3 separate regions of the Homo sapiens genome follow, and regions 1 and 2 are each linked to region 3. A link is a loop called in an ENCODE intact Hi-C map of the cell type or tissue named here. Cell type or tissue: mammary epithelial cell. All regions are shown on one strand. Each heading gives the region's core, and the rest is flanking DNA. Links, peaks and the distances in the headings are about the cores only. Region 1 overlaps SCAPER (S-phase cyclin A associated protein in the ER). Region 2 overlaps FBXO22 (F-box protein 22). Region 3 overlaps TMEM266 (transmembrane protein 266).

What was found. A loop is a pair of places that touch in the nucleus more often than their neighbours do. Peaks named below come from ENCODE experiments on the same cell type or tissue, not always from the same donor. Only the 100,000 strongest peaks of a DNase experiment are listed, where the experiment ranks them.
Region 1: a loop joins it to region 3, with 14 times the contacts of the local background. A loop is called at or near these places in 8 of 110 quality-filtered maps.
Region 2: a loop joins it to region 3, with 3 times the contacts of the local background. A loop is called at or near these places in 3 of 110 quality-filtered maps.

Annotation. Positions count from the first base shown.
Region 1 is chr15:76,862,397-76,870,876 of GRCh38, forward strand. SCAPER (S-phase cyclin A associated protein in the ER) reads right to left here. Exons shown (of 32, transcript NM_020843.4): 3 at 20-137. Among named protein-coding and RNA genes, the nearest start is that of SCAPER, 39 kb to the right of the region's middle. In mammary epithelial cell, for the core only: a CTCF peak has its summit at 4,526 (motif pointing left); no DNase peak of the experiment used is centred there.
Region 2 is chr15:75,917,258-75,925,737 of GRCh38, forward strand. It overlaps FBXO22 (F-box protein 22), which reads left to right. Exons shown (of 7, transcript NM_147188.3): 5 at 1-137. Among named protein-coding and RNA genes, the nearest start is that of FBXO22, 18 kb to the left of the region's middle. In mammary epithelial cell, for the core only: a CTCF peak has its summit at 4,695 (motif pointing left); a DNase peak (open chromatin) is centred at 5,264.
Region 3 is chr15:76,145,863-76,154,342 of GRCh38, forward strand. All of the region lies in intron 3 of TMEM266 (transmembrane protein 266), which reads left to right. Among named protein-coding and RNA genes, the nearest start is that of TMEM266, 90 kb to the left of the region's middle. RefSeq lists a silencer at 4,219-4,482 and enhancers at 4,756-5,334, 4,958-5,047, 5,418-5,507, 5,803-6,433. In mammary epithelial cell, for the core only: CTCF peaks have their summits at 2,223 (motif pointing right) and 5,274 (motif pointing left); a DNase peak (open chromatin) is centred at 5,319; H3K27ac peaks cover 629 bases.

The DNA.
Region 1 (8,480 bases), core at 205-8,204, 720 kb after region 3:
TAATTTTTTAAATACATACCATCATCATCTTTGCTTTCTAGTGGAACACTCCAAGCTATTAGGTTTCTTGCTGTACGACCCTCCTCTGCAACTATTCTCCTTACTTTGTCATGACTATTGGAGCGCTGGAATGAAGCCTATGTATGGAAAAGATGGTACTTATTAGATTATTAGATAAGTCAAAATATATATTTAACAAAGTCATTATTTCTCACATTTTTCTCAGAAAGAAAACACTTAAAACTAATTTGGGATGTGGTGGGTGGTTAAACAGAGAAAAGGAAGTCACAAGTCTTTTTTAGATCTAAAAACACTGAGTTTTGTAACTCTAAAAAATAAACAAATTATTTAAATAATAAATATAATCTAAGGTTTGAAAAAGTGGCCTAAAGAGCACCAACACTGCTGTGGACTAATATCTGCACCATCCCTTACATATCAACAAGTCCAAGTGTGAAAGAGACCAGTTTTCACAAACATCCTATATATTTCCCCTAAAAGACCTCTTCAGCATAAAATATTTTGGAAAACGCTTTTTTTAATTCTCTAGAGATTGCGCTAAAGTAAGTCAACATTCCATTTTTAGCTACATAATTTTATCTCCAAGTTATCAGGATTCAAATAATAATTGCTGTTAACAGGTAAATTTAAATTGCAATTTTTAAAACTCAAACTATTGCACAGAACATACGTAATTTCTTGCTTGCTCTAGCCCTGCCTGGCCTAAGAACACGGGCCTAAGATTCAGCCCCACCAACACCCTGTGCCAGCTGGGAGCCAGGTCCAGTAAAATAAAGGAAATTGCCTCCCCACTAATGAATGTCATATCAAAATAGTCTGTTTTTATAAGCCAAGTATCTATGAGAAGAAAGAGATCATAAAACACCCATGTGAACACGAGGATGCAGCCTCCTTATCTAATCCTTAAATCTGTGTGGGAAACCTGCCTCTTTGTGAAACAAGTTCACCACTGGGCCAGCCCAAAATCCCAGTCCAATTAGTAGGTGCCTCCCTGCCCTCCTATAGTTCTTGCCAGCCTGGACTTTTAGCATTCCTGGAATCCTAAAGCGCAATACATTTAACGAGGCAATTACTATGTGCAAAAGCATCAAGTAAGAGACTGAGGAGAATATAAAGAAAAATATAAATATATAAAGTATTGTGCTTGTCCTCAAAGAGCTAACAATCCAAGTAAATGAAGCAAACATGTAAGAGTAAAAAATAATATATGAATTAACAAGTATGGTAGGTAGTCTTCAAAGATGCCTCCCTTGGCCCCAGAAAACCACACCTGCTGGTGTTCATGCCCTCATGTAATCCACTCCCCGTGAATATGCCTCTGTAACTTGCTTTCTGACCAATAAAATGCGGCAGAAGGGACACTGCATAACTTCTGAGACTAGGTCATCAGAAGCTTTGCAGCCTCCACCTGAGTCTCTTAGAATGCTCCCTCTTAGGGCAGTCACTCTTAAAATCCAGCTGTCATGCCATGAGAAGCCCAAGCCACAAGTAGAGAGACCACACATGGGCAGCACTCTGGTTGACAGGCCCTAGCTGAATTCCCAGAGGACAGCATCCTCTACCCACTGTGTGAGTGAGCCATTTTGGACATTCCAGCCCAGCTGAGCCCCTAGAAAACTGCTGCCATGCCAGTACCCAAGCCAACATCACATCACAAAAATCACCCAGTCAACTCACAGAATGAGATAATAGGAACTAGATGAATGCACCCTAACACACAATATACACACCTGGATCTATTTCTATACAGATATTAAAAACCGTGAGTTTATACTGATTGATTTCAATCCTAAGCCACGGGGCTCATTTTAGCCTTTCGCTTTGCTTGTCTGAAACTTCTTTCTCCAACATAAGATCCCCAGTTTTCATTATCTACAACTTATTTACTTATCTGTTCAATTCTAATATACACATAAAGTAGTTTCAAAGTTGCTAACCCATACTCCTATGAGAAACACATTTACTAACTACATTACAGCATTTACGTATGGTTCTTATCTTTAACCTTACAATATCCAAAGTACTGTTTGCCAAAATCATGTAATTAGTTCTCATCTTCACCTGGGAGTATGTTACTATTTGCCTTCCAGTTTGGATTCTCCCCACCCACTGGTTAATTTTTACTCTTTTGGGGAATATGTGAAGAAAAAGCAATACATTATTTTCAAATGAAGGAAATTAATGAGTAGCATCACTTCAGGGAAAGAAAAAAAAGTCACTATAGTACACTCTAGAGCAAGGGTCAGCAAAGATTTTCTACAAAGGGCCAGATAATAATTTTTTTTTTTTTATTTTAGGCTTTGCAGGCCATAAGACCTCTGTAACAACTACTCAATTTTGCCATTTTATGTGAAGCAGCCATAGTCAGTATGTAAACAAACAATGTGGCTGTATGGTAAGAAGCCAACTGTGAGATAAACAGACACATATTACTTGTCATTTTGAAATAAATTCAAATTACTAAAAAGTTATAAATTCACACAAAGAATATCAAACATACCCTCACACATTTTTTTCCTGAAGCATTTGAGAACAATCTGCAGTTATACTCCTTGGCAGTAAATACTTCACTATGTATTTTATATATGTAAGGATACTATCCTATATCACTATACTATAACTAACAAAATCAGGAGATTATCACTGATACAGAATTATTATTTAAATTACAGCATTTACATTTCACCAACTATCCCATTAATCTCTTTGACAGTATAAAATAAAGTTGAGAAAAAGATATAAGCCCAATTCTCCCAGAAGCTCTGCAAACCCCAAAGAGGATAAATACGAAGAAAACCACACTTAAGCATATCACAGAAAAACTGATGATAAACTGAAACAAAGAGAAAAATCTTGAGTACAGAGGAGAGGGAAAAATCAACTCATTACCTTTAAAGCAACAGCCATAAGACTGACAGCCTTGCATTGTCCAGGAAGTGATAAAAGTAATAATTTATAATAAACTCTAATAAATTGGTAACTTATTGCCTATTTAGTGGTATAGTAGGGTCAAAATCCTGACTGAAAACGGTTCAAAACAGAATGATGAGAAAAATGGGGATACTGAGTATTAAGATACTTTGAGTTTCGTCATAAAGGAGAACAAAGAAATAAATAAACAGAATGGATTTTTAAGATGAGTGATAGTATATCATACTTTCATACTGATGGGGATGATCCAGTACAGAGACAAATTGTGTTATGGTAAGAAAGAGGGAATGACAATAGGTGCTAAATCTGTGAGTGACAGGAAACAGGTTTCGGTACAAAAATGAATCAACTCGCCAACTAATATCCAACTACCAGAAAAACAAAGACTATATTCTTCTACTCTAATTCTCTGTGATGAGAGTCTAACCCAAATTTTCCTCTCCAGAACTTGTCACTTTTTACGTCTTTAATGTAAACATCCGTACCCATATTCCTTCATTCCTCTGACCTTACCCTGAATATCCATGTGTCATCTACTTACCTGACTCATTAAGGTCTTTCACTGAAACTCATTTGTCTATGATCACTGTCCAAACCCCATTCAGTGTCCTGTAGATTTGCAAAAGTCACTTCTCTACTCATTCTCATACTTTCCAATCAATGTAACACCAGAAAACTTCGTCCTTTAGCTTAAGCACATCTCCCATTAAGTATTGGTCAGTTCTATCTAACTTACACTGGCATCTATCATTTAGCATTGTTCTAACCAAGGGTATCACTATTGCTTCCAGGCCAAATGAACAAGTATAAATAGATGGCCTACTTTTCAGCTCTACTTCAGATAATTCCCTTACACAATCACAGAACATCCTGTGAGACAGAGAGAGACACTGAGTGTGTGTGTGTGTGTGCGTGTGTGTGTGTATATCAGGTCAGAAAATTCACTATGCCATACATTACATTCTAAGTCAAGAGTCTTCACAAAATAATGAGTTTCCAAGAACTAAAATGGATAATCACAAAATAGCAATGTTGTAACACTAGACCAGAAAACTTCAAATCTAACATTCTTTACTTCCATAAACATTTCAGCTCCACTATAAATTTTACCAAGTTAGCTCTTTTGTATTTAGTACATATACACAGACACACATTCAAAGAAAAACCACTAGCTCAAGACTTTGATTTTATTCTTAATTCCAATACTTGATAAGCAAAAACATTATAACTACTCATCTTACTACAAGATCTGATTGAAAATCATTTTTCATTTTAAAGCACAGATGCTTTTTGTAATACATGCTGAATGGATTCCTTTTAGTAAAAACCCATAAATTCTAATGATTTTTAGTAGTCCAGTTCTTATAAAAATGTCAGTAGTAATGTAAATAAAATAGTTTTAAGCATTTTAATATCAGTATCAGGGTTTGAAATGCAATACATGGTTCTGAGATACTTCATAAAATAGATGTCTATTTCAAACAGTATTTTTTTTTAACCTAGGTTCTTTTCTCACAGGAGTCTTCAACAAAATATGTGTATTTTCATCCAAAGTCACAGTGTGCCACCTAGTGCTGTATGGAGATTTTACAGAGGCCTGTTCAAATACTTAATGTTTCAACTAAAAGTATAAAGATCAGCCTTCAGTGAAAGTTTTTATGTTCAAATCTTACAGTACATAATCTAAGAAAGTGTTTACAATAGTTACCAAAGAGGCTAGGTACTTCTGAGACTTGCTCCCAAAGAAACTTCTTTCTCTTAGGTTTAAAATATCTAAATAATTTCAACAACTTTCCCCATAATCTTGAAAAGGTTACAAGTACTGTTTACTAAATGTCTATGTATCTGTCTCCATAAAACTTTCTACTTTATACAAGTTCTTCAAAATCCATTCATACCACTATCTGCCCATAAAATGAAATTCTTGTATCTTTTTTCCAATGTTTTTCAGCTTTCTGAATAATTCAGAAAAGAACCTTTCTCTTAAATTCCCACTACTAACGCCCTTAATACTTTGGGTAGCATGAAGACAAGATTACTAGTCATGCAGCTTACCTGAGAAACCATGTAACTAGTACAATTTTCCTAATATTACAGAATGATAAGCTGGAATCCTGTTCAGTAATTTACGATAACTTTATCAGTTTTTACCAATATTTCACACCATCTAAAGGTAAAACCATAGATGAACTAAGGATGGCTAAACTATTATAAGGGGGAAACAACTTCTCTCTTGTATGAGCTACTCTGTTCTGGAGTCTCTGTTATAGCTCACTAGCCTATACACTAAATGATATATCAAGTCTTACCGAGTCTATCTCCTAAACACAACTGGAGAATGTAAATCCACTACCATCACCCTAGTCCAAGCTATCATCATCTCAAACCTAAATTACTAATACTGTATCAGCCTCCATGACAGAGACTACAATATGCATCAAAACCACTTGCTTTCTTTCCTGTCACAAAGCTAGACAACACCTTCCAGTCTTTCTTGCAGACAGATGGCCATGTGACTAAGTTCTGCATGCTAGAATATAGGGGAAAATGAGGTAAGCTATGTCCAGGTCTGGGTTTGCTTTTTTTTAAGTCTCCTGCATCATCAGCTATGTTCTCTCCCTCAATTCCCCACTTACTGGCCAGATGCATAGGATCTAGCAGACCTCTCTAAAGAATGATAGAGTCATAAGATAAAAAAAAAAATTTAGTCCCATCAAAATGTGAAAGGTCACATGCTGAATACCTACACTGAACTATTAAGTGAACAAGAAATAAACTACTAATCTGTTGGTTCCCCTTCCAGTTATGAAAACATAAAAGGCATCCACATTGGAAAGGAAGAAGTCTAATTAGCCTAGTTTGCAGATGACATCTTTTACTTAGAAAAAGATAAAGACAGCCAGGTGTGGTGGCTTACACCTGCAATCCTAGCACTTCGAGAGGCAGAGGCAGGAGAATTGCTTCAGCCTGGGAGCTCAAGGCTGCAGTGAGCTATGATCGCATCATTGCACTCCAGCCTGGGTGACAGAGTGAGACCTTGTCTCAAAAAAAAAACCAAAAAACCTAAAGACTACACCAAAATCTGTTAGAACTGATTAACAAATTCAGTAAAGTTACAGGATACAAAATCAACATACAAAAACCAACAGTGAACAATCCAAAAAAGAAAATCAAGAAAGCAATCCCATTTACGATAGTTACAAAGAATATAAAATATCTTGGAATCAATTTAACCAAAAAAGGGAAAGATCCAGACAAGGAAAATTGTAATACACTGATGAATGAGAATGAGGAGGATATAAAAAATGGAAAGATATTTCATGCTTATGAAATGGAAGAATACTATTAAAACAACACTACCCAAAGCAATTTACAGATTCAATGCAATCCCTTTTCAAAATACCAATGACATTCTTTACAGAAATAGAAAAAAAAATCCTAAAACTTATATGGAACACAAAATACCCCAAACAGCCAAAACAAACCTGGGCAAAAAGAATAAAGCTGGAGACATCACAGTACCTGACTACAGTAACAAAATCAGCATGGTACTGGCATAAAAACAAACACACAGACCAATGGAACAGAATAGAGAACCCAGAGATAAACCCATGCATTTACAGCCAACTAATCTTTGACAAAGTTGACAGGAACATACACCAGGGAAAGAACACCCTATTCAATAAATGGTGCTGGGAAAACTGGATAACTTTATGCAAAAGAATAAAACTAGGTTCCTATCTCTCACCATACCAAAAAATCAAATCAAAATGGATTAAAAACTTCAAAGTAAGACCTGAAACTATGAAACTACTAAAATAAAACTTAAAAGAAATGCTCCAGGATATTTGTCTGGGTAAAGAATTTTTGTGTAAGATCTCAAAAGCACAGGCAACAAAAACAAAAATAGACAAATGAGACTATATTAGTAACTAAAAGGCTTCTGCATAACAAAGGAAATAATCAACAAAGAGACAATCCACAGAGTGGAAGAAAATATTTGGAAATTACCCATCTAGTAAGAGATTAATAACCAGAACATATGAGGAGCTCCAACAACTCACTAGCAAAACACAAATAATCCAAATTAAAAATGGGCAAAAGATCTAAATAGACATTTCTCAAAAGATATACAAAATGGCCAACAGATATATGAAAAAAGACTCATCACTAATCACCACAGAAATGCAAATCAAAACTACAGTGAAATATCATCTCACGCAGTTAAAATGGTTTTTATCAAAAAGACAGGCAATAACATGCTACCAAGGATGTGGAAAAAGAGGCACCCTAAGTACACTGTTGGTGGAAATGAAAATTAGTATGCCATTATAGAGAACAGTATGAAAGTTCCCCAAAAAAACTAAAAAGAGAATCATCATATGATCCAGCAATTCCACTACTGCGTATATATCCAAAATAAAGGAAACTAATATATCAAAAAGTTATCTGCACTCCCATGTTTATTACATCACTATTCACATATATGGAATCAACCTAAGTGCCATCAACAGATGAATAAAGAAAAAGTATTACATATACAAAGTTGAATATCATTCAGCCATGAAAAAGAATAAAATCCTGTCACTTGCAACAACATAGATGGAACTGGAGGTCATTATGTTAAGTGAAATAAGCCAAACACAGAAAGAGAACTATCATATGTTCTCCCTCATATGTTGGAGCTAAAAAAGTGGATCTCATAAAGATATAGAGTAGACTGGTAGTTACCCAAGGCCAGGAAAAGTAGTGGAGTGGGGTGGGTGGGGATAAAAAGTTGATTAATGGGTACAAATATATGGTTGGATAGAAAAAATAAGACCTAGTGTTAGATAGATCAGAGGGGTGACTATAGTTATAATACTTTATTATGCTTTTCAAAATAGCTAGAAAAGAATAATTTGAATGTTTCTAGTACAAAAAGACATATTTAGGTTGATAGACACAGCCAAGTATATTAACAAATTATATGAATGTAATCAATTATCACATGTACCCCAAAATTATGTACATCTCTTATGCAGCAATAAAATAAAATAAATTACTGGGCATACTAGAAAACAAGTCCAAAGACTAAAAACCAAGAAAAAATATAAAAAAAGGGAATATACCCACACATTAGCCAAGTAATAAAAGTTATCAGAAATAGATTTTAAAGTAACTCTAATTAATATGAACTGAAAATAAAAGGATTGAAATTTTCTGCAGAAAACTAGATACCTTAAAAGAATCAAGTAGAAATTATAAAACTGAAGAATCAAAAAACTGAAATTAAGAACTCAATGAATGGGTTTAACAAGAAATTAGTGAATTAGTTAGACTAAAATATCCAGAATGAAAACATAAAAAAAATAGAAAAGAGCAAAAGAGACATAAGAAATTTTTAAAAAGGTCAAACATAGAAGCAAAAACTGAAATCTGAGGAAAAGAGAAACAAAAATGGGATTAGAGCACATAAAGGCTGAGAACTTTCCAAAACTAACAAAAGATCATACCACGAATCAATAGGCATTATGAATAAAATTGTG
Region 2 (8,480 bases), core at 284-8,283, 230 kb before region 3:
ACCTCAGGAAATAGAAATTGGAGAATCTGGTTTTGCTTTATTATTCCCTCAAATTGAAGGAATAAAAATACAACCCTTTCATTTTATTAAGGATCCAAAGAATTTAACATTAGAAAGACATCAACTCACTGAAGTAGGTAAGTTACTTTTATTTATCATTAACTGCTCATTTTATTGATTAATTTTGTTTTCTTTTTAATTCTGGCTAGTTGGTGGATATTAGGTTCCTTTGGGAGAATCTGAATTAAGTACACCTGTCACTGGAGATGTGGCTAATTCAAACAGGTGATTCACAGAGGCCAGTGTGATACATGTTTGGTAGAATTGATTTACTTTTTAAATTATTTTACTTGCATTAAAGCCCAAGAGAACCAGAGATGAAAAATTTTTCATAAATACTCTGTTGATGATAAACTTGTTTGTATTTAGTTCTGAATTTTAAGGAATTCTTGCTCTAATAGTTTATTTCATTTTGCTCTATTTTTGTTTTGTTAACCTTTTTTATTCTAGTAACAAGCATTTTAGAAGTTTTTAGAATACGCGGGTTAGTTCTTTGTGAACTAATTAGAAAGATGGGAACAAGTAAAGTGACCCTGATGAGTCTTAGGAAATATATGAGTTAAGGCAAGTCTATCAAGCAAGGGGTGTGCTGGGAAACATCCTGCAGGTAGTGTGGATGGAGCCCTGAAGTGAATTTGAAGAGGTAAAGGGTTGGCTTAATGTCTAAGCTTGGATGGGAAAGCTTAACTTAATATAGTAAACAACAAACGAATTACTCAAGGAAAGCAGCGTTTAGCCTTTTATCTACATCTGCAGATGGACTGATTGAATTCACTTCATTCATTAAAAATCACTGTTGGCATAAAAACTATTCAGTGGTAACACCTCATTTTTGCATAGATCAGCCAGCCTATAGAGATAAACCTCTGTTATTTGAAATGGGACTTAAACCAGCTGGAGTAAAAAATTGTGTAGCAGCAAAGGTAAAATTTGTTTTACTGATGAGGAAAAAAAGGGGGTATACACATTGAGACTAGTTTTTACAACTATCCCTGACAATGTGGAAAAAAAAAAAAAACTTGCAAGTCATTGGTGGATGGGAGGGGAAGCACAGAACAAGAGGCATTAGCAGCAAAGACTCAGCCGGGAACCTCTTAATAATGTGGAAGAGGGTGGTCAGGTCAAAGTAGATGGTGGAAAGTCTCAACAGCCAGCTCTGGTGTGACACAGGGTAGTGTAGCTATTAAGAATGCTGACTTAGAAATGAAATCAGTATGTTGAAGAGATATCTGCACTCCCATGTTTATTGCAGCACTGTTCACAATAGCTAGGATATGGAATTAACCTAAGTGTCCATTAGCTGATGGTGGATAAAGAAAATGTGGTATACATACATAATGAAATACTCTTCAGCCATAAAGGACATCCTGTCATTTGCACCAGCATGGATGAACCTGGAGGATGTTAAGTGAAATAAGCCAGGCCCAGAAAGACAAATAGTGCATGATCTCACTCATGTGTGGAATCTAAAAATGTTGCTCTCATAGAAATATAGAGTTGAATGGCAGGCACCAGGATCTGGGGTGGTTGGGAGGGGCTTTGGGGAGATGATGGTCAAAAGATACAAAATTCGTTTTGGAGGAATAAGTTCTTGAGGTCTGTTGTACAACATGGAGACTATAGTCAGTGACCATATATTCTTTTTTTTGTTTGTTTTGGAGACAGAGTCTCACTTTGTTGCCCAGGCTGGAGTGCGGTGGCATGATCTCAGCTCACTGCTACTTCTACTTCCTGGGTTCAAGGGTTCAAGTGATTGTCATGCCTCAGACTCCCGAGTAGCTGGGACTACATGCTGTATGCACCACCATGCCTGGCTAATTTTTTTTGTCTTTTTATTAGAGATAGGGTTTTACCATGTTAGCCAGGGTGGTCTCAAACTCCTGGCCTCAAGTGATCCACCTGCCTCGGCCTCCCAAAGTGCTGGGATTACAGGTGTGAGCCATCGTGCCTGGCCCATATACTATATTCTTGAAGAATGCTAAGAGAGTGACTGTTAAGTGTTCTTACTACAAAAATGGTAACTGTGAGATAATGCATATGTGAATTAGACTTAGCCCTTCCACAATGTATATATACTTCAAAACATGTTATACATTGATAAATACATACAATTTTATCTGTCAGTTAAAAAATAAATAGAAGGTAGTCAACCTTAAAAGATTGCAGGCTTGTAGCTACTCTAGTTCTGCTACTTTCTGGCTCTCCAGTTAGGGCAAGTTTTTCAATTTTTCTAAACCTCCATTTTCCTCATCTATAAAGTGGAAATAACTAACATTGAATTCACAGAATTGTGAAGATTAAATGAAATGACTTTCATAAAACGCTTAGCAACAGTAGATTGTAGCTAGATGCTAGTGTTGGCCTCCACCCTAGGCAGGCTTTACTGTGTGTCACATGGGCCCTTCATCTGCAGTGTGGCCTTGTAGTTTGTGGGGGGAATAGTAGGGTTCTAAGTGTCCTTAGCTCATTCAGAAGCCACATGCCAGAGGAGCATACATGTGTCTGGGCTTGAAGTGACAATTAACGATGGCCAATGTTTATGGAGGTACTGTATGCCAGATACTGTGCTGCGCAGCACTTCTAATCTTCACCACAGCTTTGCCAGACAGAATTCTTTATGGAATATTTTTGATGAGGAAACTGAACTTTAATGGCAGTAGAGAGTTAAGGCTCTTAGGGTATGTAAATAGCAGAGTTAGCAGAAATGTTAAAGCTATTCTAAATTAAGGATGCCAAACTTCCTTTGGGAAAAGGTCAGATAGTGCCCTTAAAACTGACCCATTGTTAAGTGTAAAGGCAAAATGAATTTTAGGAGCAAATGTGGCTATGTGCTGAGCTTATGTGATTTTGTAATAACATAATGAGACTTGATATTGGTAGGCTAGCTGGAGCGAACAAAGTTCAGCAAACTAGGTCTTTTTCAGAGTTGGTCAGGTGGTTAGCAAATAGTAGGTCTGAAACTCAAAGGAATGGCTGTGGTCAGACATGTTGGTTTGAGAACCATTTTGTGTGTTGCCTGGCAGTCTGCCTGTAAAAGCATCAAGTGTCATTGAAGGCCTTGGAGTAAGCCAGTCCAGGGCAACATAGCCCAGATTCTGGGAAGATTTATGGCAGCAAATTTAGTACAAGGAAGGAAGAAGATGATCAATGTGTTGATGTTGACGAGATGACTATCTATATTCAATTGGCTCATAATGTAGAACTCCTACATTAATTTTATTCAGGCTGGTATGGTGGCTCATGCCTGTAATTTCAGTACTTTGGGAAGCTGAGGCGGGAGGATCGCTTGAGCCCAGGAGTTCGAGACCAGCCTGGACAATATAGTGAGACCTCACCTCTACAAAAAAACTAAAAAACTAGCCAAGCATGGTGGCACGCACCTGTAGTCCCAGCTACTTAGGAGGCTGAGGTGGGAGGATTGCTTGAGCCCAAGAGGCGGAGGTTGCCGTGAGCTGAAGTCACGCCACTCTACTGCAGCCTGGGTGACAGAGTGAGACCCTGTCTCAAAAATAAATAAATAAATAAAAATTTATTCAGCATGTTAAAGGTGACATAACTGGATGTAGATTCTGTCTCAGTGACATTCCAGAAAAGGTATGAAGAATACATATACAGTCATATGTTGCTTAATGACGGGGATGAGTTCTGAGAAATGCATCTTTAGGCAATGTTGTTGTTGTGTGAATGTCATAGTACTTACACAGACCTAGATGTTACAGCCTACTATATGTGTAGGCTATACAGTGTAGCCTATTGCCCCTAGACTACAAACATGGACAGCATGTTACTGTACTGAATACTGTAGGCAGTTGTAACACAATGGTAAGTATTGGTGTATCTGAACATATCTAAACATTAAAAAGGTACAGTAAAAACATGGTATGAAAGACAGTATACCTCTATAGGGCACTTAACATGAATGGGACTTGCAAGACTAGAAGTTGGTGTGGGGTGAGTCAGTGAGTGGTGAGTGAATGTGAAGGCCTAGCCCTGTATACTACTATATAGTTTATAAACACTGTATGCTTAAGCTACATTAAATTAATTGAAACATTTTTGTTTGGCCGGGCACAGTGGCTCATGCCTGTAATCCCAGCAGTTTGGGAGGTCCGAGGTAGGTGGATCCCTTGCGATCAGGAATTTGAGACAAGCCTGGTCAACATGGTGAAACCCCATCTCTACTAAAAATACAAAAATTAGCTGGGCATAGTGGTGTGCGCCTGTAGTCCCAGCTACTGTAGGCTGAGGCAGGAGAATCGCTTGAACCTGGGAGGCAGAGGTTGTAGTAAGCCAAGATTACACCACTGCACTCCAGCCTGGGCGACAGCGAGACTCTATCTCAAAAAAATAAAATAAAATTGTTCTTTAATAATAAATTAACTTTAGCTAGACAAAAAAAATTTCCATTTATATCCTTATTCTGTAAGCTTTTCTCCACCTTTAATTTTTTTTTTAACTTTTTAAGCTTTTTGTTAAAAACTAAAACACAGTCACACACATTAGCCTAGGCCTATACAGAGTCAAGATAATATCACTGTCTTCCACCTCCACATCTCGTCCCACTGCAAGGTCTTCAGGGCAGTAATACATGTGGAGCTGTCATTTCCTATGACAACAGTGCCTCCTTCTGGAATACGTCCTGAAGGACCTGCCTGAGGCTGTTTTACAGTTAACTTTTTTTTTTTTTTAATAAGTAGGAGGGGTAACCTCTAAAATTACAATTAAAAGTATAGGATAGTAAATCATAAGCCAGTAACATAGTCATTCATTGTCATTGCCAAGTATGCATTGTACGTGATTGTATGTGCTATACTTTTATACGACTGGCACTGCAATAGGCTTGTTTACAACAGCATCACCACAGACATTTGAGTAATGCGTTGTGCTACACATTAGGCAGTAGGAATTTTGTAGCTCTGTTAATCTTCTGGCACCACTGTTGCATATGCTTACTGTGCGTGTCACCACGCCTGGCTGTCCTTGACCAAAGTGTTATGTGGTGCTTGACTGCATAATCATAACCCAAGTGAGTATGTGAGGTGTTCTGTGAGAGCAGAATGGGTAGATTGCTGTAGGGGTTCTGCCAGTGGGAGGGATCAAGGAGGCTTCCAGAAGCAGGTGGTATTTAAGCCCTTGAAGGATGGGAAGCATATGAGAGATATGGATGAGTAATATCACTGGCTGAAGGAACATAGAAACACAGGCACAGAGCCAGGAAATCCCAGAGCATGTTGGAGAAATAGTAATCATTTTGCAAGCAAAGGTTATGTGCAGGGAAGTCATGGGAACAAAGGGTGGGGCGCATTCAGGCCAGGCTAAAGAGTCTGGGCTTAGCTCCTGTACACAGAAAATGGTAGCTGTTACTCAGATGTCATCGAGCAGAGGTGAATGTGGCCCTCCTGTGTGGGGAGACACTGGAAGCGGGAGACCACTTTAGAGTCCAGGCAAGAAATAACACTAGGGCATGAGGACTAGGGAATGAATTGGAGGAAATGAACAAATGATTAGATGTGAAAGAGAAGGGAAGCCTCAGTAATTACTTTTGAGTTTTGATCCTAGGAGACAAGGGTGATGGTGGTGCAGAGACCAGAAATAGGAACACTGGGACAGGAGGAGCGGGATTGGGAGAAGAAATTGGGAAAAATCAAACCCCATTAGAGATGCTTGTTTTGGCTGTTGATTCAGTGCTGCTGCTAAAGGTCATATGGCCAAACCTTTTGTGTGCTGCCTTTTTTGTCCAGAGAGGTGACATAGCTGTTTCCTGGGCAGTACTCTGTCCTCTGTCCACCTGAGCATCCTGGGAATCTTTGATGAGGCCCTGATATGTGGCACTGGTTGAAGCTAGGACCCTAGTTTTGTCAGTTTATAAGAGCCAAAATCTTGAGCAGCAGAAACCCTTTTGTGATAAAATTGCTATATTTGTTAGATCATATTTGCATTATAGTGCCAAGTATAGGAATGAGAAAACTGGAAGGAAAAACAACCCCAGAATTATTGTGCTCTGTGAAGCTTTCTTATAGGTGTCCTTTCCTGAGCTGCTTGATGTCAGCAGTTTTGGCTTATTCCAAGGCATCATTTTCTTCTGGAAATTGAAGCTTTGCCCAGCTTAAAATGGCCATCTTCATTCTTTCACTTGCTATCTTGTGTCCTAATTTTAGGTAGAGTTGGCCTTCCATATCCATGGGTTCTGCATTCATGGATTCAGCTAACCACAGATCAAAAATATTTGAGGGAAGTGCAGCAAGAAGCCAGGTTTCTAAACACAGGAGTGGCATAATTTGATAGATCTTTTCAAAATAACACTCTTGCTATGATGTGGTGATCATTTTGGAGTACAAGAGTGGATGCAGGATTAGCTTGATTTAGCCATTCAGTAGTGTATATATATTTCAAAACACCATGTTGAACATGATAAATATATGCCTTTTAAATTTTTCAGTTAAAATAATTTTTTTTAAAAAGTATATGCAGGAGACACAGACTGTTGTAGTGGTTAAGGAAAGAGGAGATGGCAGCTTGGAGCAGGGCAGTGGTGAGTGGAGTTGAAGAGAAGTGAATGGATTCAAGATGAAGTTTGGGGCTGAATGGACAGGATGTGGTGACTGATGAGATGTTAGGTGTTGAGAATGAGGGAGGTGACAGCGATGTCATGCGGGTATGTGGCTAGCGCAGCTGTATAGTACCATTGACTAAGGTGAAGAAGATTTGAAGGTGCGGGTTGGAAGATCAGATTATCAGTTCTGTTTTGGACATGTTTGGAATTTGAGATGGAGATATTGATTATAGACAGTTGGATATGTTGGCCTGGAGCTCTAGAGAATGGTCTAGAGGAAAGATATTAATTTGGGAATCATCAGGTAATTAATGGTGATTGAAGCAAAAGGGACTGGCTTCAGTGATTTGAGGAGGAGGGCCGGGGAGGAGGCTCAGTAGTGCATGTTGATTGTCCAGGGTTGGTACTGCTGTAATATTATTTTGACATCCCTCCCTTCTGCTAATGCAAAGGCTTTATTGAGACTACTCAGTAAGGATCTCCTTGAGCCATTTCTTAGCTTTTGTTTTAAACACTTCATTTGTACAGTCTTACATGGGATGTCAACATAAAAATAAAGCAGGTAAAAGCAGAGCCTCTAGGTTGAAGGGTGAAGGGAGCATGTTAGGCCTTGAACTGAGGTTGCTTATTCTCCTCCACCTACACTGGAGGCATCTTTGGAACGCTTTGCCCACCAAAGCACAGTCTGAAAGCCCCAGCTGCAACAGAGGAGGGGAGAGAAGCTTCCCTCCCTGGCAGTGCTCATGCACTTCTTCCTCTAAACCTTCATGTAATCCAGGGAAGGGGCTCTAGACTCAGAGCAGTGCCTGGCAGCTCTACAGTGCCTGGCAGCTCTACCTGTCTGTACCACAGACAGGAGAGCTTGAGAAAGCAGACCTAGCACTGCTGAGCGTTGGCAAGATGGACTTCAGCTTGAGAGCCAGAGCCTCTTTGCTCCTTTGAGAATGCTTGAGGTGGTTAGTTATATAGCAAACAGTTGACTCACACCTGGGATCCTCCCTCTCTTTTCCTTTTACAAATATCCTTCTGACTTTCTTCTAGGTGAAGCACAAACCTGTAACATTGCCTTTTGGGGCACAGTGATTTTCTGGATTTGAGTTTTATTTGCGGAGAGTCCCATTAGAAAAGCTTTCCTATTGATTTTTACATTTTAGGGTCAAGAGAGGAAGTTCTGAAGAATTCAGTTGCCTTTGCTCTTTGAAGGAGAGGATTGGAAGTGTCCTGTGTTTTCCATAGCTCAGTAGGCACAGTTCTTTCTGGCAGCCAGTTCTGGGGTGTGTATTTAATTTTACTTTGGTCTGGTCTGATCTAGCTTCTGTAATATGGATATAATTTGCATGTTAAATGTGAATTTTGGAAGTATTGAATCCTCACAGACTTTTTAGGAATAAAACAATACGTAACAGGTTGTTACAGGCATTAAATAAGTTAATTTCTATAATGTACTTAGAACGGTGCTCTGTACTAGTGTTTGTTGTGAGATTGGTGATCTGGTGATCTAGCTTGTAGATTGTTCAGGTTCTTTCTGCTCCCTGCTTTTTGAACCTTTAACTACTTGTCTTGAATTCTGCCAGCCACCAAGAGGGGTAAAATAGAACTTTAATGACTTGTCAGATTCCAAAAAAGTGTGAAGAAGAACAAAGTTTTAAAATTATCTGAGGACATCATAGAGAGTCTTGAGGGGTCATAGGCAGTACCAGGTGTGAAGCAGAGAGAATCAGTGCTGAAGCTCAAGGGATTGAACTTGTTCTGCCTTCGAAGTTGCCCAGCCCTTGAGAAAGCAGAAGTGACAGGAAGCTAGTGTTAAAAAAAAAAAAAAAAGCGATGCTGACATCTATTCAAGACAATGAGGCAGACTTTATTTGGG
Region 3 (8,480 bases), core at 420-8,419:
GTGTTTGCACATAACCAGAGCCCCTGATTTCTTGTTCTCATTCTGTGATGTTCTTATCAGATGTCATCCCACTCAATGGTGGAAAAGTGAAGTACAGAAAAATGAGGCTGTCAGTGAGGCTGTCAGTGAGCCAATCATCTATCTTTGGAAGAGTGACATTGAGTTTGCAAGAATCATGGTGCAGAATGGAAGTTCTGTTTTCTCTTAACCAAGCACAGTACATTGAAGGTCTGGTTAGTTTTCAGGGTCTGGGTGAGACCACAGGCAACAAAAGAGAAAATTCAGAGAGACCAGAGTCTGCACCCTAGAGAGGCCCACAGACCCGTAGGAGAAATGGTGGTGCAAGGTGGGGGTCGTCACCCCCACTTTATAAATGACACTCTGTGCACACATAGAGATAAAGATGCTCCCCATCTTTTTAGTGAAAAGAGGGTGCAAAGATGGTCATGGGTGAGGAAGTGGGATAGTCTTTGTCAAAAATAAAAATAAAGTAAGAAATGAAAGATATTCAGTGTTTAGTAAGACAGTTATTTTATATCTTAGGGTTCTAAAAGGCCCAGCCTGAGAGGTCAGCGCTGGACTCCTAGGCAGGGGAAGCTTGGAGGAAGTTCGGGTCTTGGGCAGATATAAATGGATGTTATTACTTAGAGATGATGCCAACAGCACATTTCTGCCAAACTTTACATTCAGAGGAAAAAAACATAATGGGGGCACAGGGATATTTTTCGGGATTTCAGGTTAGAAAAATAAGACAGACCCAATATAGCAAACATCTCTAAATAAGGACTGAAATAATTTTAGATATGCCAGTGAGCAAAGACTGGGGACAAAGAAAAAGGAGGGGTAGGGACCTACTAAGCCATAGCCCAAAATACCCTTCTCTCTTCCTGTACTGTCTGGCTTGAGGGCCACAGCCTCCAGAAAGTCTTCTCTCCTCTAACCCCACCAGGCTAGGTCCTCAGCTCAGTGTATGCATAGCACCTTTCCTACCTCCATCACCACACCCAGGGGTGACAATGAGCTCTGCTCCTCTCTTTACAAGTCGGTCTCCAGTACCGGGCCAGGGGCTTCCTCACGGCAGGGATCAGATCACTTGAGCCTGGAACAGGGGTGTTGACTGATCAAGGAATGACTTGAATGAATGAATCAGTGAGTGAATGGGTGGGGCTGCATGCAAATAAGGATTAGAAGAGAAGGGGAAGCCCAGTTCTGTTTGGAGTGTTTGGAGGGAGTTGGGAGCTGGTCCCTAGATCTCTGTGGAGTCGAGGAAGAGCTGCACGGGAGGCCCCAGGCTTCTTATGCCTCAGAAGTTACTACTGTGGTTGTTGGCTGGCTCACCTCTGAGCATCCCTGCTAATTCCATGCTTTCTCCACAAAGTCACCCTAGAAGAAGGAAATCAGATTTGCCTCAGAACATGCCAACTTCACTTAGTAAGGTTTTAACGTCCTGGTAGAGGAAGGAAAAGCCTTTTGGGGTTCAGGGTTATGAGGCAGATTGATCCCTGCCATGGCCATGCAACTGCAGAGTCTGGAAATTCGGCATCATATGATTTAGGATGGCTTTGCATCCTTTTTTTCTCAGGGAGGAAAAGAAAGGAGCTTCGATAATCCACTTTCTTGATGCCAGTGAGATTTGTCTATAATAAAACACCACTCCTTTCTCTAGCAAGTCAGCTGTCCCTGGACCCCAAACTGACCCTGTGACCCCTCACTCCCTTGATATTTTTAGTAGGCTCCGGTTTCAAGGAGAATTCTTGATGCCCCAACAACGGAATAAAAGTTTAATTTAGACGAAAACATTTTTCCTGATGAGCACTGGTTAGCTGCCTTTCCTGTAGTCCTGGGGTCCAGGAACCCCAGAGAAGTTTCCTAAAGAAATCAATTAAGTCTGGTTGCAGTGGCTCACGCCTGTAATCCCAACACTTTGGGAGGCCAAGGCCTGCGGAACGCTTGAGGCCAGGAGTTGGAGACTAGCCTGGAGTGTGAGAACCCCTCTCTACAAAAATTTAAAAATTAGCCAGGCGTGGTGGTGCGCGCCAGTAGTCCCAGCTTCTCAGGATTGCACCAGTGCACTCCAGCCTGGGCAACAGAGTGAGACCCTGTATAAAAATAAATAAATTTAAAAAAGGAAAAAAGGCAATACATTCACAGATGTATTATTTCTCAGCAAAATATCCGTCCGTCCCCACCTGCTCACAAGGCGCAGGGTGTACAGCGGCGGGTGACCGCTAGATGGCGGCGGAGCGCCTCCGACCACCTGGGTCGGGGGTGTGTCGGGGATGTTTCCTGGAGAGAGGGGAGGAAAGTTTAAATGCGTGGCCACGTCCGGCAAGGAAAGTTAGGTGAATTTATGGTGCTGGGATGGAATGGGAGTCCCCAGTCATCTGCAGAAGCACCTGAATATTGACTTTGGCCAAATAGAAGGAGGGAGATCATGGCTGACCCAGGATTTGCCAAACCACAGCAAACCTGGAAAGAGCTGGTGGGTGGGGTGCCGATTTGTTCCCTCGTTCTCACCCGGTAGGAAGCTGACCGCCTCCAGGCCAGTCCTGTCCTCCAAGCACAGCACAAGGAGATTCTCAGACTTGGGGCCGGTTTCCAGAATTGAGGACTTCAGGGTGGCGGGGACTTTACAGGCACTTCATCCAACAGCACCTCATTCCCACCCCTAAGTCAACCTTGAACCCCTTGCCAAAGACTTGACAAGTGGCTCCTGAGCACAGCCCACCTACATGGCAGCCCTTCTGAGATGTGTGGTCAGTGTCCTTTGTCCCCCCAAGAAGGGACAGCCAATCCATGGTGTGTGTTGGCCACTGTGCCCTGGGTGGGGGTTGCCAAGTGTATGGCAGTTTGTCCACCCCTTCACCCCCCACCTGAGCTCTTGCCACCATACCCTACTGTTTCCCAGCGTTGACATTTCCGAGGATGCAAAAAATCTGAGATTCTGGGACAAGCAAATGTCAGACTTTGGTGACCCCAGCTGCACACAACCCTCCTCCCTCTCTTCCCGCAAGGCAGCAGGGCTAATCTTTAGCTCTGATTGCAGAACTGAAGCTGCCGGTATGGAAACTTCAATTTATTTAGTTATCCCAGAGCTCTGGGAGAGTCACCTTTCACCTCCATCCTGAGAGTTCTGGTTTCGTGGTGTGTGTTTATGAGCCCGCATCTCAGAGTCTGTGTGCTGCTGTGGCTTGCCCCCTGGAATTGGGTACAGGGAACAAAGGGGAAGCTTAACAGTGTTTTTCCTGTGGTTCTGGTTCTCTCTGGGTGAGAAAGAAGCCCCACTAACAATTGCAGATGTTTTGTAAAAGGGTGTCCCTGTAGGCATTGGGTTGATGGTTCTCACAGGTTGAGATTATGCATCTCTTTAGAGACATCATACACAGTGAGCCCATTTCTTTCCTGCCTTTTTCCTCCCCTTGTTTGTTTTGCCTTTTGAGTGGTCTAGAACTAGGAACACATTGGATCATCAGAGTTCATGGATAAGGCTGTAGGCTCCGTGAGGATGAAGGCTCTGACCACCCTCCTGGGCCCAGTACCCAATACAGTGCCTAGCATTTGGTGGTCATATGAGAACCATGCCTGGAATGGAATGAATGTTGAAACTGTTTATTCATCCCCCTTCTAATGACCGTGTATCTAAATCATCACCATAGATCATAGGATAAACACTGTGTTATGGGCTTGACATATGTTATTTTTAATATTTTTAAATTTCACAACAACCTGTCAAAGCAGATATCTCCATTTCAGGGATTAGGAAACTAAGGCTCAACGATTGCACTCAGAGTTCAGTCAGTGGTACAACTGTGATTTGGAGACAGTAGTTGCCAGCAACAGCCAAACAGATGGAAAAGTCTGGCTTTCCCCTCCATGACAACAGAGAAAAAAGGACTTGCCTTTTAAAGCAACTAGACGAGTTAACATTTGTAAAGTGCTCACAACAGCTCCTGGTGCACAATATGTATCTTAAGTGTTTGTTTAATCAATAAAACTAAAGTCCATGTCAATGACAGAAGTTACATTTCAGTCAGCCTCATGGCTTTCTCCAATATTTTAATCATCTGGAATAAATATAGTAAAGTGGGACCCAGGGGTTTTGCTGACCAACAAAACCATTGGCAAAGTCAGCTGTGACACCCAGGACACAGGTGTTCAGCATCATAGAACTGGCACGAGTGGAGCTAGGCGGGGCCCCAAATTACCCAATCCTGGGGCTTTAACCTGGAGCCTGGGTATCCTTAGATTATCCGTCAGTGAGATTCAAGGAGTCCGTGCACTCCCTGGAATGTTATGCACAGTGCTGTAGTTTTGTGCATTTGGGGGGTGTAAGGGCATAGCTTGTATCCACTGCTGGAGAGCTCTGCAGTCCAGAAAGCTTTTGAGCCCTTGTCTAGCAGAGCCTTCCTGAAGGCAGAGTGACAGCAGCTGGGGAAGCCCAGGGCCCCAGGCTTCGATCTGGCTCCTGCTACCAGGCAGCTTCCAGTCTCATTTTGATCACCTCCCTCAGCTCCTTCCTTGAGAACTTGAAGGATGAAAATCTCAAAGTAGGGCCGACAGGGTTAGCTAGTTTGGCTGCCTTCAGGGAGATGGGCTGATGCCGTGACTCTCCACTGCCTGTGAGCCCCTTTTAGGACACCTTGAGGGTCTCCACGGTCCCCCTGCTCTAGCCACTCCCCAGCTTGCACCTCAGGAGATTCAGTGCAGTCACTCCCCTCTCTGCCACCACGTGTCCTCCCAGCCACAGACAGCCTGGCAGCCACTGCAGACCAATTGCATAGTGGATTGTGGGGTGGGAGAGGCCAGGCCCCACAGAAGCAAGCACAGCCCTCCCCATCCTGGCGCCACACGGCTCTACTTCCCCTTCCAGATTGGGGCTGTTTCAGTGCCAGGCTTGGGAACGCTGCCTGACAGAGCAGTGGCTTGAGCCAGCTCCTTCCAGGTCACCCCTGTGGCTTTATCGCATATAAAGCCTCTGCCGGAAGTTTGTCAGTTCATTTTCATATTCTAGAATTTATTCTTTGAATTTTTTATGCAAACACCTAAGACTATGAAGCAGAAGCAGTGAAGGTACTCAGCCTCCCCTCCCACCCCAGGATTTCTCTGAGGCCTCAAGAGTGACTACCTTATGGTAGAATACTCGCCCACCTGCCAGGACATGCCATCTGCTTGTTGGTATTTGCAGACTCTGGCAGCCCAAGCCGGGCCCCTGGAGCTGTACCCTCCCTACAGCAGCACCAAGACAGGACATTGGGAAACGCCTGCCCTCTCGTGGCAATTCTGGGGATAACACCACCCTGAGAACCAGCCCTGGGGCCTTGATGGGCCGACGCTGAAGACAGAAGGAAAGCACCTTCTCTAATTAAACAGTCAACGCTGATTTCCCCTTTGGCCCACTAAGCCCCTTGAGTCATTACTGAACCACTCAGGAATCTTTTGAAACTGGTCACATTCTATTTCACTGCTAAAACACAGTCTTCTAGGAATGTCCGAGTCATCTGAATTTCAGATGAAATTTTATTGGCAGCTTGGGATTTTCAAACACTGGTCAACCAAAAGCCTGCGGCTTCAGCCCAGCCTCCCAGCCCCCAACCCACCCTCCAGGGCCCTGTTCTGGAGCCCTGGGGTCTGTGGTCTTGCAGTCTAGTGCAGCCCTGCCCTGTGTTTCTGCTCTTCAGGAAGGAGCCCAGAACCTACCTGAACACTCTTGCCCCACCCCACACACATAGCCTGCCTGCACTATTTCCTTGATGCTCCAGGGCTGCTTGACCCTGGCTTGCCTTCTTTGTCTCATCTCTCCTACTCCCAAACTCCCTTTGCCATACCCCCTTTACCTTTCTGAGATACCTGTTACCTCTTAGTAGGCCGCCAGAAGCATTTGTTCTCACCCAAAGCACCTGGGATCTCATTGAAATGCAGACTCAAATTCAGCAAGCACGGGGAAGGGCTGAGACGCCGCATTCCTAACAAGCGCCAGGTGATGCTGCTGCTGCTGCTCTGTAGATTCCACTGAGTATCGAGGACCTGGAACAGCGGTTTTCCATCCACCTTGATTGCACACTGGAGTCATCTGAGGAGGCCTGGGTCCTCCCGCAGAGGTTGTTGTTCAGGAGGTCTGGTGTGCAGCCTGGGCATTGGAGTTCTTAAGAGCTCTGTTGGGTGCTCTAGTGTGCAGCTGGGCTGAGATCCACTGACCTGGAGGCAGATCCCACCCCCAGTCTCCATGGCTCCCTGCTCCAAGGCAGCCAGGCCTCACCAGCCACTGTATCCCCTGGGTACCATCTTTTCCTTGACAGTGGTCTTCTGTCCTTCCACTTCCGTCGAGTCACCCCCATGTGCCTTGCCCTGGGGTTACCAAGAGGAGGGGGTGCACAGAGCAAGATGCAAGTGGTACCCCCAACAAGGAGACCTGCACGAACTCACTCCCAGACTGGCACAGTGGAGGGGTGGGTCGCTGAGGGCAGAGTGTGGGCAGGGGACAACTGAGCTGGCGTGAGAATGAAAGGACAGGCCCAGAGCAGCGTGGCACAGGCCTGATTGTGCAGCTGCCTCGGGTTTCTTGGGTGCTGTGTGTTGGCTGTGCCAAGGGCTGTGGCTGCACCAGCAGCATCTGCCCTAGCTGGTGGTGGGTGGTGAGCTATACCCCCTGCTGAAGGGGGAAGCCCTATCCTCCTCCCGGTCCAGCTCCTGGCTCCCATCACCCTGGTGTTTCTCATACTGGAGGTACTTCGGGGCTGAATAGAATTTTACCAGAAACAGTCCCTATTTAGTGTACATTTCAACCATGCCTGGATCGCTGTCCCCTCACCCCCATCAGCTTTCTCACATGTCGCTTTCTCACTGAGGCCTGCTCTGACCACCATATTTAAAATGTCAACTCATCCTTTACCCGTCCTAATCCCTCCACCAGCTCTGCGTGTCTTCCTTGTAGTACCCATCACACCAGCACCTGTTGTATTGATTGCCTGACCCTCTCTCCCACTAGAGTGTAACCTGCCCAAGAGCAGGGATTTTCGCCTCTCTTGATCACGCTGCCTACCTTAGCTGATGGTGGGGGCGGCGTTCATTTGACTTCAAGGCCGTCATCCCCTGCCTGGCATTCGAATCCTGCCATCTGCCCAGTCCTCTACCTGGCTCTTCCCTGAGGCTGAGGAGTGTGCTCTGGTGTCAGGGCCAGGCCAACTATGGGCTGACTTCAGACCACAGGTAACTCCAGACGCCCACCTCCTGCAGCTTCCTAACCACCTGATATGGTTAGTAAGTTTCTCTAACAAAAAAAAAAAGAAGAAAAAAACGACATTTTAAACAGCAATATAAATTGGCTTTTCCTCCCTTGGAGGCAGGTCAAGGTCTGAGTCTCCTGTTGATAGGGAACTGAATATATGGAACTAGTGCTCCTGAATACAATGCTTCGTTTCATTCCCTACTCCCTTCAGGACCCTCCTCTGGGGTAGAAGGAGCAGTGTCTTAGGGATGTCCAAGGCACGAAGGTGAACAAATGCCCGGCACCTTCCGTGGAACGTGAAGACGAGGCTTCCTGCTGGCCAGCCCAGGCAGATGGCCCTGGCAGCTGCCCTTTTTATTCATAACCGCCTGAAGGTGCTTGGCTCAGATTTCAAATGACAATGACATGCCATCAGTTTTAGGGGCCGCAGACAACGGTAATGGGCATTGGGGAGAATGTGGAATTGGAGCCAGGTGTCCTTGGGCCCTAGAAAAGACCATGCTAGAGCTGTGGGGGAGGAGTGAGCAGGCAGAGGGCAGGAGGGGAACCGGCTTCCGGGGGCGCTGAGGCGGCTGGAGGCTGGGTGTGAACTTGGGGTGAGAGGTGTGAAGGATGAAAATGGGGCTGGCAAAAGGGGAGGCAGGAATGTCACATCGTGGGAAAAGAAGCAGGGGGAGTAGGTGAGGCCGGAAGGAAGAATCAGGAGGTGAGGAGGGTGGCCAAGTGATGATAGCCAAAGATATCTTAAAATGCAAAGGCTCGTTAATGGATGGAAGCGCTGTGCCGCTGGCACTGCTGCGGGCAGCAGCTTTAGGCTTCTGGGAGCCTCCAGCCCAGCAGGGCCAAAGCTGTCATCTGAGCACCTGGCTTCCCTGGCCAGGTCCCTCCCTCCTGCCCCTTCGGGACAGATGGCCTTCCCATGCGCTTTTCCCCAGCTCATCCTGGCTTTCTGCCTGCATCCCAGGGTTCCCATGCATTCTCTGATCAAATCACAGCCGCCCTCACCAGGCCCTCTCCGGACCCCTTGGCTCTTGAGTTTAGGGCTGCCAACTTTACCAAATAAGAATACACGATTCCCAGTTAAATTTGGATTTCAGATAAGCAACAGATCATTTTTTAGTATGAGTCTGTTGTATGCAATGTTTAGGGTATACTAGAAAATTGCTCATTGTTTATGTGAAGTTGGGATGTAACTGGACATACTGCGCTTGATCTGGCAACCCTCCTGAGCTCCTCCCAGTTTCAGTCTGGGGTT